Linked DNA regions of Homo sapiens: region 1 is linked to region 2. A link is a loop called in an ENCODE intact Hi-C map of the cell type or tissue named here. Cell type or tissue: ascending aorta. All regions are shown on one strand. Each heading gives the region's core, and the rest is flanking DNA. Links, peaks and the distances in the headings are about the cores only.

Region 1 (8,271 bases), core at 1,083-6,082, 360 kb before region 2:
TGATCTCAGCTCACTGCAACCTCTGCCTCCCAGGTTCAAGTGATTCTCATGTCTCAGCTTCCCATAGCTGGGATTACAGGCATGCGTCCGTATCCCAAATTTTCATATTTTTATGAAATATGGTGTTTCACCATGTTGACCAGGCTGGTCTCGAACTCCTGACCTCAAGTGATCCACCTGCCTCAGCCTCCCAAAGTGCTGGGATTACAGATGCGAGCCACCATGCCCGCCCCCCCACCCCCCGTGCATTGTGCCTTTGCTCTGCACTAGGCACCCTATCAAAACTTGAAGATCCTGCCCTAACATAAGCCTCATAACGACTGTGAGGTGGGTATTATCTCCACTTTACAGGTAAATAAGATAAAAACAGAATAGTACTTTCCCACCCAGGATCACATAGCCAGGAAGCAGGGGAGTCAGAATTTGACCCCAAGCTGTGTTCTTAACTCTTCCTGCATGTAAAACATTCCTCTCCTTACTAAGTGTGACCTGCAGAAAAGTCACCACATTTCTCAGAGCCCCAGTTTCCTCTCTATAAAATGGGAGCATCAACACCTACCTCTCCTTCTGTGGTTTGGATATAATATACATGAAGTACCTAGCATAGGTGACTGACAGATAGAAAGTATTTACTTAATGGCGACTCTTTTTGAGAACAGAAATGACCATGAGCCCATTATCTGCCCCCTCCCACCCTCACGGATCTGCTTATCTTCCTTGGTCCTCCGTCTCACTGAAGGCAAGCATGTATTTGGCTCTGTTTACCTTTCCCTCTCTCCTGTGACTGGTGGCAAACATGAAGATCCCCCAAGAGCCAGCTGCCAGCCAGAAGCCTGCCTTCTTACATGACCCCATGGCAGCAGGGCCTGAGAGCACTGGTCTTGGGTGGGATGGGGTTCAGAGCAACTCAGGGCTCAGGGATAGGGTAGCAGCGCTCCTTGTCAGGGCCTGGGGCCAGGGGTGCATGGGCATCAACAGGACCCAGTGTGAAGTGGAAGGTGCTAGGATCAATGCTCTAAAATCCTCTTTGCAAACAGATACTCCTCTGTTACTTGCAGTTTGTCCTCAGTTTATAATCAGGAAAACCTGTTGATTGCAATGACTGTAGCTCCAATCATATATTCATCAGGATGTCATTAGTTCTTTTCTCCTAAAGCCCCAGAGCTGCATCCCCCTACCCTCCCTGATGCCCTAGAAAGAGGAGTGCTAGCCCAGCGGGACATCCAGTTGCCCACCACCTCCTCCAGCAGCTCCCGGCCCTGTGGGTGGCCACATGCCAGCCAAGCACTGGGCTTCTGTGACCTGAAGCTGCTGGATGACTTATTTCCTTTTAATAAGACTCCTAATTTGATCTCAATTTCAAAAAGGCAAAATGATGAAGGAGTTCTCCCTGGAGACATTCTGCCCTGTGGTCTGATTTTGCCCTGGGGCTGGATCAGGCTTTCTTGGCTGCTCTGAGGCTCAGCCCTGGCTTAGGTAGGAGGGAGCCTTAGGGTGCTGGCAAAGCAGGGAACAGTGGGCTGCCGATTACCTCTGCCAGCCACCCCAGCCTCAGATCTCCCCAGTTCTGGAGCAGGGCTCCTGTCACCAGCGGGTTGGAAGGAACTGCTTTAAATGAGGGTGGCTGCCTGCCAGATGTGCTGATTCAGCTCAGCCTGAGCATCACTCCATTGTCACATCTGTCCCCAACTTTATGTTTGGGCTTCTTATCTTCAGCAGCTCTGGATGCTCATTTAGATCCCTCAACTCCCCTCGGGCAACAAGCACACACATACACACACCCCCACACACACGGAATTCATCTCGCTGCTGCTGGGAGATGAATTTGCACATTAAAATAGGTGAGTTAACGTGCAAGGTGATTTACACTAGATCAAAGGCACAGCAAGATAGTGAGAATTATTGGAACAAGAGGCTGAAGAAAAGGCTCCTAGAATGTCCAAGCTGAAAAGTATTCAGGGATCATCTAATCCTCTACAGTCATCCCTTTGTATCCACCAGGGATTGATACCACAGATACCAAAGCCCTGGGATGCTCAGGTCCCCTATATGAAATGCATCATATTTGCATATAACCTACATACATTCTCATATACTTTAAATCATCTCTAGATTGCTTATAATACCTAACACAATGTAAATTCTATGTAAATAGTGGATATACTGTATTTCTTAAAATTTGTATTATTTTTTATTGTTGGAGTGTTATTTTTATTGTTTTTTCCCCAAATATTTTTGATCTGCAGTTGGTTGAATCTGCAAATTTGGAACCCGAGGGTACAGAGGGCTGACTGTATCTGCTTTGTTGGAGTCCATCTGATTCATTGTCTAAATACAATTAATTGCTCCAAAATGGCTAGTCCATGCCCCCTTATTTTATAAATAAGGAATCTGAGACTCAGAAAGGCCAAGTGAAGTATCTTCAATGTTCTTACCTTTGTTCAAGAACCCTCTGAACTAATGGTCCAGAGTGGGGTAGGGACTCCAACAAGACCCGGAGAGGCAGGAAGCTCAGTGGTGGGAGTGCAGGCTCAAAGTCCTCCTCCACCTTGCTTTAAATTTCATAACCTCGCTTTAAGTTTTAAGTTTCATAACCTTAGTGAGTGGCTTAGCCCCTCGATTGCCTTGTCTGTAAAAGGCAATAGGGGAGATATGATACCCACTTCTTAGGTTTGTTGTGGGGATTAAATGAGATGATTTCTATAAAGCTCTCATCACCGTACTTGGCACATGGAAGCCCTGAGGAGATGGGCACTCCTGTTGTGGTCATGTTGGTTGAGCATACTTCCATAGATGGCCCCACCCGGCCATCCCTATATGCTCTTTTCTGGGGTTCTTAAATGTGAGGATTTTTATCAGGGTTGGAAGGGTTTCTATGTGACTCTACCCTAAAGGTGGGGGATAAAGAAGTAGGCCTCCAAATGGCAGGCTGAGCTGGCAAGGAGGGCCGAGAGAATCTAGATGGAACACAGGGCAGGCACAGGAAGAGCATGAAGGATTGAAATGTACATTCTGTGGTATTAGGCATTGCTGAATTCTGCACTGTATCATCAACATCAGGGGAAAATAAGAAAAAGACAGGTGCTGGATTTAGTTAACTTGACTTATTGCCATAGCCTCCTTGCTGATCTCCCCATCTCACTCCACCTTCTAAGCCATCATGCACACTGCAGCCAGGAGAATCCTCTGAAACATCACTTTCATTATGCTGTACGCCTTCCCAGGCACCTTCTCACAACTGTCTACAAGATAAAGGGCAAACTCATTTGCTTAGTGTGTGTGCATACGTGCATGCGTGTCTGTAGGGGGAGTAAGACCACAGAGCTTTTTAAATTCTCTGAAGTTTTACTGATAAAGCACTCACATTATTGTACTTTAACTATTGTAGGCTATAGATGCATTCCGTATACTGCATATGAGTAAGAGCTATGATTCATAAGTTTTAGGTATAATTTAAAATAAGCATATCTATTATTATCCCTCAAATTATTTTTCTTTATAAATAATAGTGATAAAATTCTACATGGCCTTTGCACATAAACCATCCAACGTAATCTGAGCAAGCCTTAAAGTAGGCTTGGTTTTAGGGTCATGTTCTTGTTCCCAGTTAGGCCAGCCAATGTTGGGCATCAACCCTGGGTGTCATTGCTCACTATGGTGTTCCAGCATCTCAGGGAAGCCTGAGCAATGTTTGTTGAAGGGCAGCTCCCCACCATACCATCTCTCCTCTTAGGCCAGCTTCCCAATGGGTGTCTGCAGGCATTCCACTCACTCCTATATCCTCTGTTTCAAAGACCTTCTCCTTTCCTCTCTTCCAATCTTACACATCCACAAAGCCCCAACATAATAAAAATGATAGGTATCTCCTGTTAAATACTTGACTGGTTTCAGATCTGTCTAATGAAACGGGTTCTATCATTATTCTCCCTTTACAGATGAGGAAACTGAGGTGCAAAGCAGTTAAGCAACTGGTCCAAGATCTAGACCAGGTACTCAACCACCCCACTCCACATGCAACTGTCCCCAACCCATGCGATTCATCCTTTCCCTGAAGGCTTGTGTGGTGCTGCCTTTTAAATTCATAACATAATGACTTCATTGTTATGAAATTCTTTTCTGTGTCTTTATTTTTTCTCTCCAACTAGAATTTAAATTCATTAAGGATTTAGAAGATTCATTCTCCTGTGAGAAGTCTTATAGACAAGAAAAAGAGAATTAGGCATAGACAGAAGGGTTGTAATCACCCTTCTCTGAGCATGTGTCATTATGGAGGACAGGACCTTGAATTTGGGCTTGGCTCTGTCTTCGAGAGTATGTGGGTGAGTCACTAGTAGTGAACATGACTTCCCATTCTGTCGTGGCATTATTTCCAAACTCATGGCCAGACACAACTTGGCTCTCCCATTCCTCAGGGAAGTATGTGGCTGCCACCACAATTCTCCCTCTCCACATGGGCAAATGTAGGCCGAAAGACCATCCTTCAAAGGTCTCAGAGAATCCTGGTGTTTTAGGCCAAGCCTCAGCCCTGCAGTGTGTCTCTTGTCCATGATAATAATAGCCTCACACAGGGAAGTGCTTTTATCTTCTTCAAAGGCCTTTCATGTCAGAGATTTCATTTCATCTGCACAACATCCCTGTGAGGTAGGTATTATTATTTCCCATTTGAAGCTAAGGGAAGACAGGCCCGGAGATCCAATATCTTGTCCAGAATTTCCTAAGGCTGAGCCAGTGCCAAAATCCAGCCTTTACCTTGAACCTCTCTGCCCGCTGCCTGGCCCTGTCTCTCCTTTCATTAATTTTCTGGTCCAAACTGCAACACAGTCAACTAGCTAGTTCTTTTCACCTGCTCCCTGAGTGCGAAGGGGAAAATGAAACTAACCCATTTAAGGTTTTATCAGAAAGCCTCGTTAATCCACCCGCAGTCTGTTAGATAACAGCTTAAATCTCTCCACTGCAAAGGATTACCTTCCCATCTGATCAGGCACAACACATTAGAGGAGGCGTGGGGTGGGCATGAGCGTGTGGAGGCCACGGCGCTTTCTCTGCAAAAATGGAGATATTCAAACTTCCGGATCTGCTGTCCTCCCCCAGATGGGCTAGGAGCCCAGCATCTGCCTGTACATCAAGCAGCTCCTCCGTGAAGTTACTTGAATGACAGCGTGTTCCTGAAAAGCTCCTCACTCACTCATTCATTCAATATATATTTGTCAGGCACCTACTATGTGCCAAGTATTGTGCTAGAAAGTACAAAATGACATTGGGAAAAATGAGTCCTATTTTTCTCATCCACATGTATTATTATTCTAGCAGGGCATTGTCAAGGTGAAAATAACTCAGACACATACAAAAACTCCCCTTAGTGCTGTCAGGGCCTTAGAACCTGAACCATGCACCCCATAGCAGGTATCACAGAAATAGCCACTGAGAATAGAGGGAAGGGCCTGGCTGGCCTGGAAGAATCTCCACGTCTTAACCCTTGGATAACAGGAGTTATCACTCCAAAGTTCAGAGGTTCAAAGTTCAGACTTCTGTCGGTCTGCTCTCGGTCATTTATAAATGAAGGGATCTGGGCTGATTAAAGCAAATTCGCTCCTATGTGGTCTTTCTTTCCATTAGACCCAGCTGCGACTTGCTCTTCAGGGGCAGGTTGGAAGTACATCAGGATAAATTTGGTCTGCCCTATTTACCCCATCAGGAGGCGGAGCGACCCCCTCTGAGCACCAGCGAACAACCTCTGACAACTAGGGCTAGATGGACCTGGCCTCATCTTTCCCTTAGATGTTCTCTGTGCTCACCCTTCTCCACGAAACCGCAATCCGTTTGGGATCCCTAGTTCTGGCTGAACCACACCTCTGAGGCTCTGGATCACTAAAAGAACAACAAAGAAATACGTGCTTTTTGTTTGTTTGTTTGTTTATTCATTAGAACTAGTGGAATCATACAAAATTCACGTCAGGAATTAAAGTAGGTGTGCTGTTTTTGAAATGAGGACATTCCAAATAGTGAAGCTGTTTGCTGCTGTAACCGAAGTCATTGAAAAAAGAAAATCACAAGTGGAAGGCCAGAAGGCCCCCAGTGGGTTTTTTTCTGAGGGCACTCAGAAGCAGTGTGAACTAAGAGTGGGGCTTCCAGCTTTGGCCTTGCCAGGGGTGTGACCTCAGACAATCAGCTCACTTCTTTGGTTCTGGGCCTTCGACTTGTTCTTTCCTTGTAGATAAGACAATGGGTATTTGCTTGCCCATTGCCCACTCTCCCGATTTTTCTTAGGAACCACCTCACCCCAGGCTTAGACCACATGATTTAAGTGGACCCGATGCTAGCTAGCCCTGCTTCCAGGGGTGCACAGGGATTCGGACTCAGCCAATTACACCATTGCACATCTCTCTCATTACACTGATTGGGTCAGAGATGGTCATGTGACCGGAAAAGTACCAATCAGAGGTCAGCTGAGAGTTTTGCAGGCTTAAAGGAGAAAGGAACTCTTTCTTACTGAGTCTGCTCAGAAGATAGGGTGAGCATTTGGAGCTGCAGTGATGATATACCATCCTCGAGAGGCCATTCACTGAGAATGGAGTCAACACAAGAGGAAGGCAGGACCAAGAGATGAAGTTGAGGAGAGCCCTGACATCACTGCTGGGGCCCTCAGATCCCGCTATGCCTGGGCTGTCACTGGGCTTTTTAGTTATGTGAGATAGTAAATTCCCTTCTTGCTTAAGCTACTTTGAGTTGTCACCATTACCAAAAGATCCCTTATCAATACCCCCTCTGCGTGATTCCCCTCGTCCCTTTTATCTTGCCTAAGTTCTATTCACCCGTTGTGAAAGTTGCAGATACCAGGACAAAATCACTTTTGTCAGAACCAAATTGGAGGTGGGAAAGCAGGAAGGAGAAGGACCCACGCTTGCTTGAGATAAGAGTGTTTCAAGGACTTTCTAAAATAAGCCCCTAAGAAATTCCTTCACGTCCTTCACACATCTCATGCTTTTCGTGATCTATATTTTATACATAGGCACATATTTCTAGGACCAGGTTTATCACTAGACATTCTTTAGGACTACAGCAATTCAGAAAAGATACTCTCAAAAGACTACTTGCCTAGTAACAGCATCTCCACCAATGAACTGACGCCAATTCTGGCTTTGAGTCTCCAGAGCCAATGAACTCTGTTTCTAAGCAGCTTATGTGAACTTCTCCTTTTGCCAATAAAAGCTTCCCCTCACCCTCCCCTCTTCGGGTGCATCTGTTGCTTGCTATAGCTGTGCATCCTAGATTATAATCCTTTTGCTTACTCACAAATAAGATCATTAAATTAGGAGATATATTTCTCTGATGTCTTTTTTTTTTTTAGGCTGACACCTTAAGGTATCAGTTAAAATGTTAAGTGCTCCTGCCCTATTTCCCCCATCTCCTTTCTTTCCCCAACATAATACCTTAATAGATACATATTATTCTGACATACTGTTTAACTTGCTTCTCATGATATATGATTTATTGTTTGCATTCTGCTCCCTTTTCCCACTAGAATGTGAACTTCGTAATTTTTGTTGGTTCTGATCCCTGATGTGTCCAAATACCTAGAAAAGTGCTGATACATAATAGGTGCTCAATAAATATTTGTTGCCTGAATGATGAAATTTAGCAGGAGAAGGCATTAGGGGACTTTCACTAGGGCCAGCCTGGGGTGAAGCCTGGTTACTCTAACTTTAGACTCTCCACAGCTCCCCAGCCCCTACTGGTGATAATGGTTTAAGCTAAAATACTACAGTAAACACTAGCTTCTGTTTACTAGTTTCCACTATGTACCAGGCATTGGGATAAGTGCTGGGCACACACAGAGGGATAGGACCTTCTCTTCTCTCGAGGAACTCCCAGTCAAAAGGGAGCCAAAGGACAACACACTAGAGGGTCACATACCCTTGGGCTTAGTGAATGTTTGTGATACAAAGCTAGGACATCTGGCCCAGCATGAGGCACTGGGGTAGAAATCTTCCTGGAAGAGGTGATGTCTGAGCTGTCCCTTTCCTACATTGGAAGAAAGACATGGCAAATACGAGTGTGGGTTGTGGGTAGGGAGAGAGGATGAGGAGAAATGAATGAAACTGAGACTATATCAAAGGCTGGGGCAGGAAAATTTGCTGTGATTCTCACCCTCACTTTCCTTATCTGAGCTGACCGAAGACATCCCCACAAATTCCTTTATCCACTCTCTGCCACCAAAACACACTCTCATTCACCTACCCAAGTAGATAAGGTCCTCTGCTCCTTTGAATT
Region 2 (7,872 bases), core at 2,873-7,872:
CCTTCCAAGGAGCTCCAATTTAGTTGGAGAACTGCCTATGTTATTAAATTCTGCATTGTGTGCGCTGAGCTTTAAGTGCTGAACAGAGTTGACTTTTATGATCCCTACCCTGTGCTGCGTGTTTTACATAGATTACCTCACTTAATCAGCTCATATTCTGAGTCATATTATTATCCTCACTTTACAAATGAAGATTCTGAGTCTTGACAGAGAATATGTAACTGGCCAAAGGTCACACAGCTAAGTAAATGTCAACTTAGGTATGAAACCCCAGTCAGCATGACCCTACAGCCCGCTTCACCCCCCTAACACTGCCTCTTTCACCTGTCTGCTTATCTAAGTCCTGTAGAGCAGGTAGCCACAGCAAAAATCCTACAAAGGATCAGAACAAGCTCCTTTGTGCCTTTCTTCCCCTTCCTTTTTTGATCCCCACATATTCCGCCCACAGCTCCTAACAATCTCTCCCAAGATTAGATTTTTAAAAAACAGAGAACTAAGAATAAGGGCTTCTCAGGAGCCCTTTTCTTATACTCTGAAGCAAACTTCATCGCAAATTTAAAAAGAAGGTGTTTGCTAACTTTGCTTCATTGGAAGAATAACATTTTCTCTCAATGAGACCATAACTTTATCTTTATTTAAAAAAAAAAAAAAAACACTGTCATATAGGTCTGCTTCTCCTCCTAAATGAACTATTCTTTCCTTCTTACTGCTTTGCTGGCAGAAATCAGTTAAAAAAAAAAAAAGCCAAATAAAAACTAAGAATCTATTGAGTTCTTAGGGATCCCAAGTTAATTTCTCACAAGTTGATAAAGTGAACATTAAACAACCAGGCACTTGGGGTGATTAGAAACAAACAAAAAAAAGAATCAGAACTAATACTTCCATATGCATGTACTGCGGCACCACCCAGCCAGCTAGAAGAGGTGGCTGATATTTTTCTTAAATTAACAAAAAATTGACATAGATGATTTCAGTTCTCCCTAGTTAGCTAGAGGTCCCACTCTGCTAAAAATCAGAATGTCCAATGTGATTTTTAATTGCCTTGCTAATAACCACCTTTCAGAAAATCAAAGGAGAGGGAATTTTTTATCCAAAATATCAGTTAGCAAAATATTGCAAATTTCACAATAGGTGAGGAAGACATGCTGTGGCATAGGCATAGGCCCTGGCTTTAGAAAACCATGTTTCAAAGAGCACAGAAAAATGCCAAGAATAATCTCACGGTCATAGAAAAACATCGTACTATGGATGAAAAGGGGAGTGAGAAGGGAGGTTTTCAAATGGAAAATATGACCATAAAATAAAATATGATGATACAATAAAAAGCAGAACTGCAGCTGCAGGTGGAAACCAGCAATAAATTCTATAACATTCTATGACAATATAAACAAGACAACAAACAGTCCCTTCGTAAGCAAAACTATAAGAATAGCCTGAACGTGGAAAATTAATAACAGGAAAATCAAAGGCCAGAAAAGCATTATTTCAAGGAATTTGGGGTGGGAGAAGGGAGTATGGTCAGTGAAAGAAGAGGAACAAGAAAGAGATTATGCCTGAAGTTGATGACTTGATGTTAAAAAAAAAAAAAAAAAAAGGAGATGCCAGAGGCCTGGTAGAGTGGCTCACTGCCTGTTATCCCAGCACTTTGGGAGGCTGAGGTGGGAAGATTGCTTGAAGCCAGGACTTCAAGACCAGCTGGGCAACAAAGCAAGAACCCAGCTCTGCCAAAAAAAAAAAAAAGTTTTAAATTAAATAAAAAAGTTTTAATGACAGAAAGCTGAAGGGCTCAAGCAGTATTTTCCTTTTATATTCTCTATCGAGAATGACCTTCAACTTGAAAAGGCTAGAACGAATGTAGTTGAGAGGAAAATGAAGCCTAACATAAATGAAAAGATAGGAAAAGAAGCTGGGCACGGTGGCTCACGCCTGTAATCCCAGCACTTTGGGAGGCCGAGACGAGCAGATCACGAGGTCAGGAGTTAGAGACCAGCCTGACCAACATGGTGAAACTCTATCGCTACTAAAAATACAAAACTGAGCTGGGCATGGTGGTGCATGCCTGTAATCCCAGCTACTCAGGAGGCTGAAGGAGGAGAATTGCTTGAACCCGGCAGGCAGAGGTTGCAGTGACCTGAGATCACGCCACTGCACTCTATCCTGGGGGACAGAGCGAGACTCCGTCTCAAAATAAATAAATAAATAAAATAGGAAAAGAGAACCTAGGTTTTCAGTGAGTTCACAATACCAGACCCAGAGAAATTATATCCTATGGGACTTACAAATAAAAGAAACTGCAAATGCAATAACAAAACCATGTTACATAGTCCTTGAGATGAGCAAATACTCTAATTTTCAAAAAGGGGGCAAAAGATCTACTGTGACTTCAGACTAATGCAACTGAAGCCAATTTTACAAACGATCTTAGAACAGATTACTATATAAATAGTTGGTAAGCAAAAGTTCTAATTTTTTTAGTTTTAAGCAATAATGTAGATATAGATATGGCAAACTAGACTGTGTTTAGGAACAGAGCTTAGTATTGAAATTAAATGAAATTTATAATAGTGAATGACACACTTAATGTTATACATAATTTTTATCATCCTGCACGGTAATCAAGCATAAATGGAACCCTTCATGCAAATAGAAACGATTCATATTCTTTTAAAGCATCATTTCTAAAGCAGGGAATGGGGAATGGGAAACAGAAGCCAGCCAGTGGCTGCTCCACTACCGACCATTCCACTCAGACAGATCTTAGGGAAGGGGTAGCTCTGCCTTAAACCAAGCCAGTCCCAGACTCCAGCAGCCATCAAGTCCTAGGACTCAGTAGGTGAAGCTGGGTAACCATGCCTTCTGGGATTCTCTGTGAAAGTAACCCCAGATAAAGTGGTTCTAAGAGTACAAGGGATATACTCTCTGATCAAACAATCAGTAAGAGGAAAGCCTCCCATGCAGATTTTGAACACCCAGAAGCTATGGGATTGGGTTAGGTAGAGCAAGTGGCTGAGGCAGAGGAAAGGAGCAGACAAAGGGGAAGTGGAGGCATGAGTCAGCTGTCAGCTGCTTTGGGGGTGTCTGTTATTTAATACTGAATGTTCAGGGAATGGGAGTGGAGTGGAGATACTAGGATGAGCCTGAGTGGAGAAGTGCGGTTGGGGGCAAGAGGAGGAAGGAAGACAGCTCCTGGGAGCAGAGGCAAGCGGGAATGACAAGAGCGAAAGCTGAAAGAAGGATGCCACAAGAGAAAACTGCACAGGAAACAACATTCAGACTATGGAATGAGTCCTGAGTTTCAAATACACTGCCTGGCCTTTGCTTCAACAATCTGCTGTGTTTGTGGGTTCAGGGGAAGGGAGGTAGGATAAGCACAATGAAGCATGACTGGCCACGTGATAATAATTGTTGAAGCTGAGTAATGGGTACACGGGTTCACCATACTATTCTACTTTTATGTTTCCATTTTTTAGTGTGTTTTTTTTTTCCTAAGCTACTAAGCGTTTACCATTTAACTCGGAGTTTAAAAACAAAACAAAACAAAACATAAATTCTTACACTGGTCTGTAAGGCCTGACACAATCTTGCTCCTCTCTTCCTGTTACTGCTCTAGCATCCTTGCTGCCTACCTGCTCCCTCACTCTCTGCTATTCCCTGAGCTCATCAGACATGCTCCTCTCACCCCAGGCTTTGCAAGAATTGGTCTCTCTCCCTAGCATTGTCTCCACCCAGACATCCACACAGCTTACTCACCTTCTTAAGGAGATGCACTCTGCCCCGCCTACGGAGAACTGCAGCTCGCCCCTTTGCTCCACCTTCTCTGGAACTCCTAATCCTCATCACCGTATGCTTACTTTTTCCTAGCACTTATCATCTTCAAACGTATATATATATATATATATACACACACATATATATATACACACACATATATATACACATATATATATTTCATGTTTATCTTTCATCACTGGAATTTAAATTACCAGAGGGACAGGAAATTTTTGTTTTGAGGTTTTGTTTTGTTTTTTTTGGTTGTAGTTCAGTGACTAGAATGCCTGGCACTCAATAAATGTAAGTAGAATGAATGCAGAAAGTTTAAGAACAACTTAGAAGCCTGTGGCAAGGGAGGGTGTAGGTGTCTTTGGCCTTGTCTTCTTCAATAGCTAGAGTAGCTAAGACCCAACTGCTCCCACCCTACTCTCATGAGCTAAACAAAAAAACTAGGGCACCCAATTTCTGAAGAGGAGTGAAAAACTTATACATAGCTCATCAGAATTATTGCCCTCCTCCCCAGCTTCTAGGCAGAGATTTCATAACTTGATTTTGAGACATCTAAGGCTATTTCCAGCTATAGCTTGTGATTATCACAAAATTCTTAACCAAGCTCTTCATGATAAAGTGAGGAATTTCTGTCTCAACTATTAAACAATTGGAAAATTTCTCAAAACCAGAACTTTGTAGTATTTTGGAAATTTTAGGCTTTGGCAAAATGCCTATTTTTAAGAGAAACTTATCACATAACAAATGTTTAAAATTGGTTTTGTGATTAGGGAGAATGTGGGCATCAAAACCCAATTTAGAACTACCTGGTGCCAAGACTTTTTGTACATGAGACAATTTCCAATAGGCTTATCCCTCCCTGCATTGACAGCTATGTCCCATGGCTAAGAAGTTACTCCTACACATCTCCACAAACCAGCTATGGAGTTGAACAAATTACTTCCTTGAGCTGGTTTCATGATCACAAAAATATCGTGTGTGTGTGTGTGTGTGTGTGTATGTGTGTACGCACACATCCTCACATATTTGTGTGTACCATTCTACTTTCAGAAGACGGACAAAATCTTGGGAAATCAGATAAACAATAAAATAAAACCCACCCCCAAAAAGCTGGGAATCATTGCCTTAAGTGATAGCGTAAGTATTTGCAAGCATGAGAAAGGGATTATCCAAAACTCCTTTAACAGTGTTATTAATGAAAGAAAATACTGTTTGATCTATTCACAAGTGATTGCTGAGCAATGTGCTGCAGCATATAGTACAGATGTTGTTCAGAGTATGGATGACCTTTCCGGAGCTGACCAAGGTCAGAATATAAGCTCAGGGTAAAACGGTCAGGTTTCTCTGGCTTGCATTTCCACAGATCAGGTCTAGATGCCTTGTGAGGCTCCCAGGCTGAGGTAAGAGTGCCATCTGGAGGATCTCCATTTCAGAGAGAAATGCATTTGCAAAACTGACCATAAAACAGGTCACCAAGTCGGGATCCACACAGAAACAGGAACCATTATCAAATAATTGCATGGATTTACACTGTTTGCACACTTGCCTTTTTAATAAAAACTTTCCTTTGGGAAACCTTTCTTGAATTTCATCTCTCAAAGTCATTTATATAGTTCTTGTTGCTCTTTAGGAAGGAGGTTTCTTCTACTTGGCCCATAGATCCACTGAGTCAAGCCCCTTACAGTTCCCCTTCTCCCATAATCTACACTCTTTTCCTAAAAAAAGAAAGTTTGATTCCCAGGTGGGACAGGTACCCTCAAGATCCCAGGGAATTCTCAGGTTCCCCATCAGAACAGGTACCCTCAAGGGTCATGTAACAGTTGCCATGCCAACTTCCACATGCTCAATTAGATGATTCATCTCTAACCAGAATGAACATGCACTTAACCATCAGCTATCAATTGCCTTGACCAGGGAAGAGGATAGGGTCTGCCTACTCCATGTGCCATAATACATTACTTTTAATGGCAAAAATTGCAATTACTTTTGCACCAACCTAGTATAAACTATTCATTAGGTGAAACAGTCCCGAGGGACTGCATCTGCATAGGCTAAGAAGAGCTGCAATGCAGTTTTCTGTGTTACTGTGAGGAAGGAGTGAAAAGCATGCTTTTCAGTTACAAGAGATCCTACCTCCAAATTGCTGTACCTGTCAGGAATAGCTTCTATGAAGAAATCTGCTGTTCTGTGTAATAGCCCTGTGATGCATTTATTTCAGTTCTACCCTTAGTTCCCCATTCTCTCAATTGCTGAGAAAAGTAATGCTACCTGAAATTACATGAATTTTCAAAAATGGGTATTTTCTTCACCTGCGAAAATGGGCCCTTCCTCCTCTCTTAGAAAGCCAACTTCTTTGTTCCTCAAAAAAACAAAGCTGATTCAGACAATTCTTTTCTGCGTTCTCATAATAGGACATGCAGAATATAGATAAATAGCTTCTTGTTAACCACAGCTGAATTCTTTCACAAAAAGAAAACCAGTCTTCTTTCTTAATAGTTCTTGTATGACCCTTAAACAGGAAAAAGAAAGACTAGGCAACCAGAATGACATGATTAAAGGGGCCGAGCCAGAACTAAGAAAAAGGTTAAGGGCAGGAGGAAGAACAGTTTGTTCCATGTCTGCAAGGAACTGGAGGACCGTCTGCCTGCAAGGCTGAGGACTAAGGAAGCACACCCACTGGATTAGCAATTTTTTTTTTTTTTTTTGGAGACAGGGTCTTATTCCGTTGCCCAGGCTGGAGTGCAGTGGTGCAATCTCCGCTCACTGCAACCTCCACCTCCCGGGTTCAAGCAATTCCTCTGCCTGAGCCTCCCGAGTAGCTGGGACTACAGGTGCCCACCACCATGCCCAGCTAATTTTTGTATTTTCACTAGAGATGGGGTTTCACTATGTTGGCCAGGTTTGTATTAGCAACTTTCTTCAGACAGCACCTACCTCAAAAGGACCTAAAGGTCATACCCCTTATCCTCTTTTCAGAATAAGAAATTGTATTTCAGTATGAAGAGATACAATCCAGAGTCCTAGACAGGTTCAGAATAACCTTAACATAATATATTCCTCCAATGGCTGCAAGGAGTTAAAAACACAAAAAGCTGAGTTGAAGGATTACCTATGTCCACCAAATAAAGGATTAGGCTATAAAGACCAGAGTCAGCATGTCATGGCACATACATTCCAAAGGAACATTGGCAATTTAAGACCTTTGCCATTTGACAAGATAAAGAAACAGTGTTGAGAAGGAGGAAAAGTCCAACCAAGAAAATAAAATTTAATTGAAATAGCAAAAAGTGCCAAAAATGTGTGCTTAAACAAAGTCCTAGGAGTCCCAAGAATTCTGAGAAATTATCAGGTAGTATTATGATGAATGAAGATGACCAGTCAGTGAGTCCTGTGTGACGGTCATATACCTCAATAAAAAGGATGGCATAGAATGTAAGAAATCTCGTTGTTCTCTTTTGTCAAAGCTCCCATGTTATTAAAGACACTCACCCTTAATTGTAAAAAGCAATATTTATTGGAAAGAAATATTACAGGAAGTCTCCTTAATTCCTGTAAGGCCAAATATGGTGGCCCATTCCTCCCTTCCCCTCCTCCACACCCCTAAAATATCTCCGATTTGCTCAGAAATTCTCTACCCTGACTCCTGGAATCTCCCAATTCCTCGTTCCAAAGCTAGGGCCTGCATTTACAATGTATATAGCTCCCAGAGGGCTCTGGAAGCAGCATGAAATAATGCTGCCTGACAGTTTGTTAGCTAATCAAAGGAAGATGGCTAGAAAGTCAATGAATTGAGGTGCTTTACTTGACAATTTATCTTAATAAACAGTTCTTAAACAAAGCCTCGTACAGGCCAGGAGGTAAGACGTTCTTCTGTAAAGTCAAACTTCCAAGATGTACTGGTTCACCAAAACCAATGGGCGATTCAAAGAAGTCTTTAAGGGAGTAATTATGCCAAGGGAAGAATCCACATATTCAAGACATAGCTTTCTTAAGAAGATGGAGCTATTTAATTTTAGCAAGGGCAGCTGCTCTTCTTTCTGTGTTCTGAAACAAGGCACGAATTAAAGCTTTTACTTCACTGGAAGAGAACGC

Evidence for each region. Hi-C counts contacts between places; a loop is a spot of excess contacts. Peaks named below come from ENCODE experiments on the same cell type or tissue, not always from the same donor. Only the 100,000 strongest peaks of a DNase experiment are listed, where the experiment ranks them.
Region 1: it touches region 2 in a loop (4-fold over the local background); 4 of 110 quality-filtered maps call a loop at or near these places.

The regions. Positions count from the first base shown.
Region 1 is chr11:113,369,189-113,377,459 of GRCh38, forward strand. It overlaps a transcript of TTC12 not described here. Among named protein-coding and RNA genes, the nearest start is that of ANKK1, 14 kb to the right of the region's middle. RefSeq lists an enhancer at 4,879-5,173. In ascending aorta, for the core only: a CTCF peak has its summit at 3,337; no DNase peak of the experiment used is centred there.
Region 2 is chr11:113,725,912-113,733,783 of GRCh38, forward strand. It overlaps ZW10 (zw10 kinetochore protein), which reads right to left. Exons shown (of 16, transcript NM_004724.4): 16 at 7,276-7,872. The coding sequence ends at 7,783. Among named protein-coding and RNA genes, the nearest start is that of TMPRSS5, 24 kb to the left of the region's middle. In ascending aorta, for the core only: a CTCF peak has its summit at 5,199 (motif pointing left); a DNase peak (open chromatin) is centred at 5,170.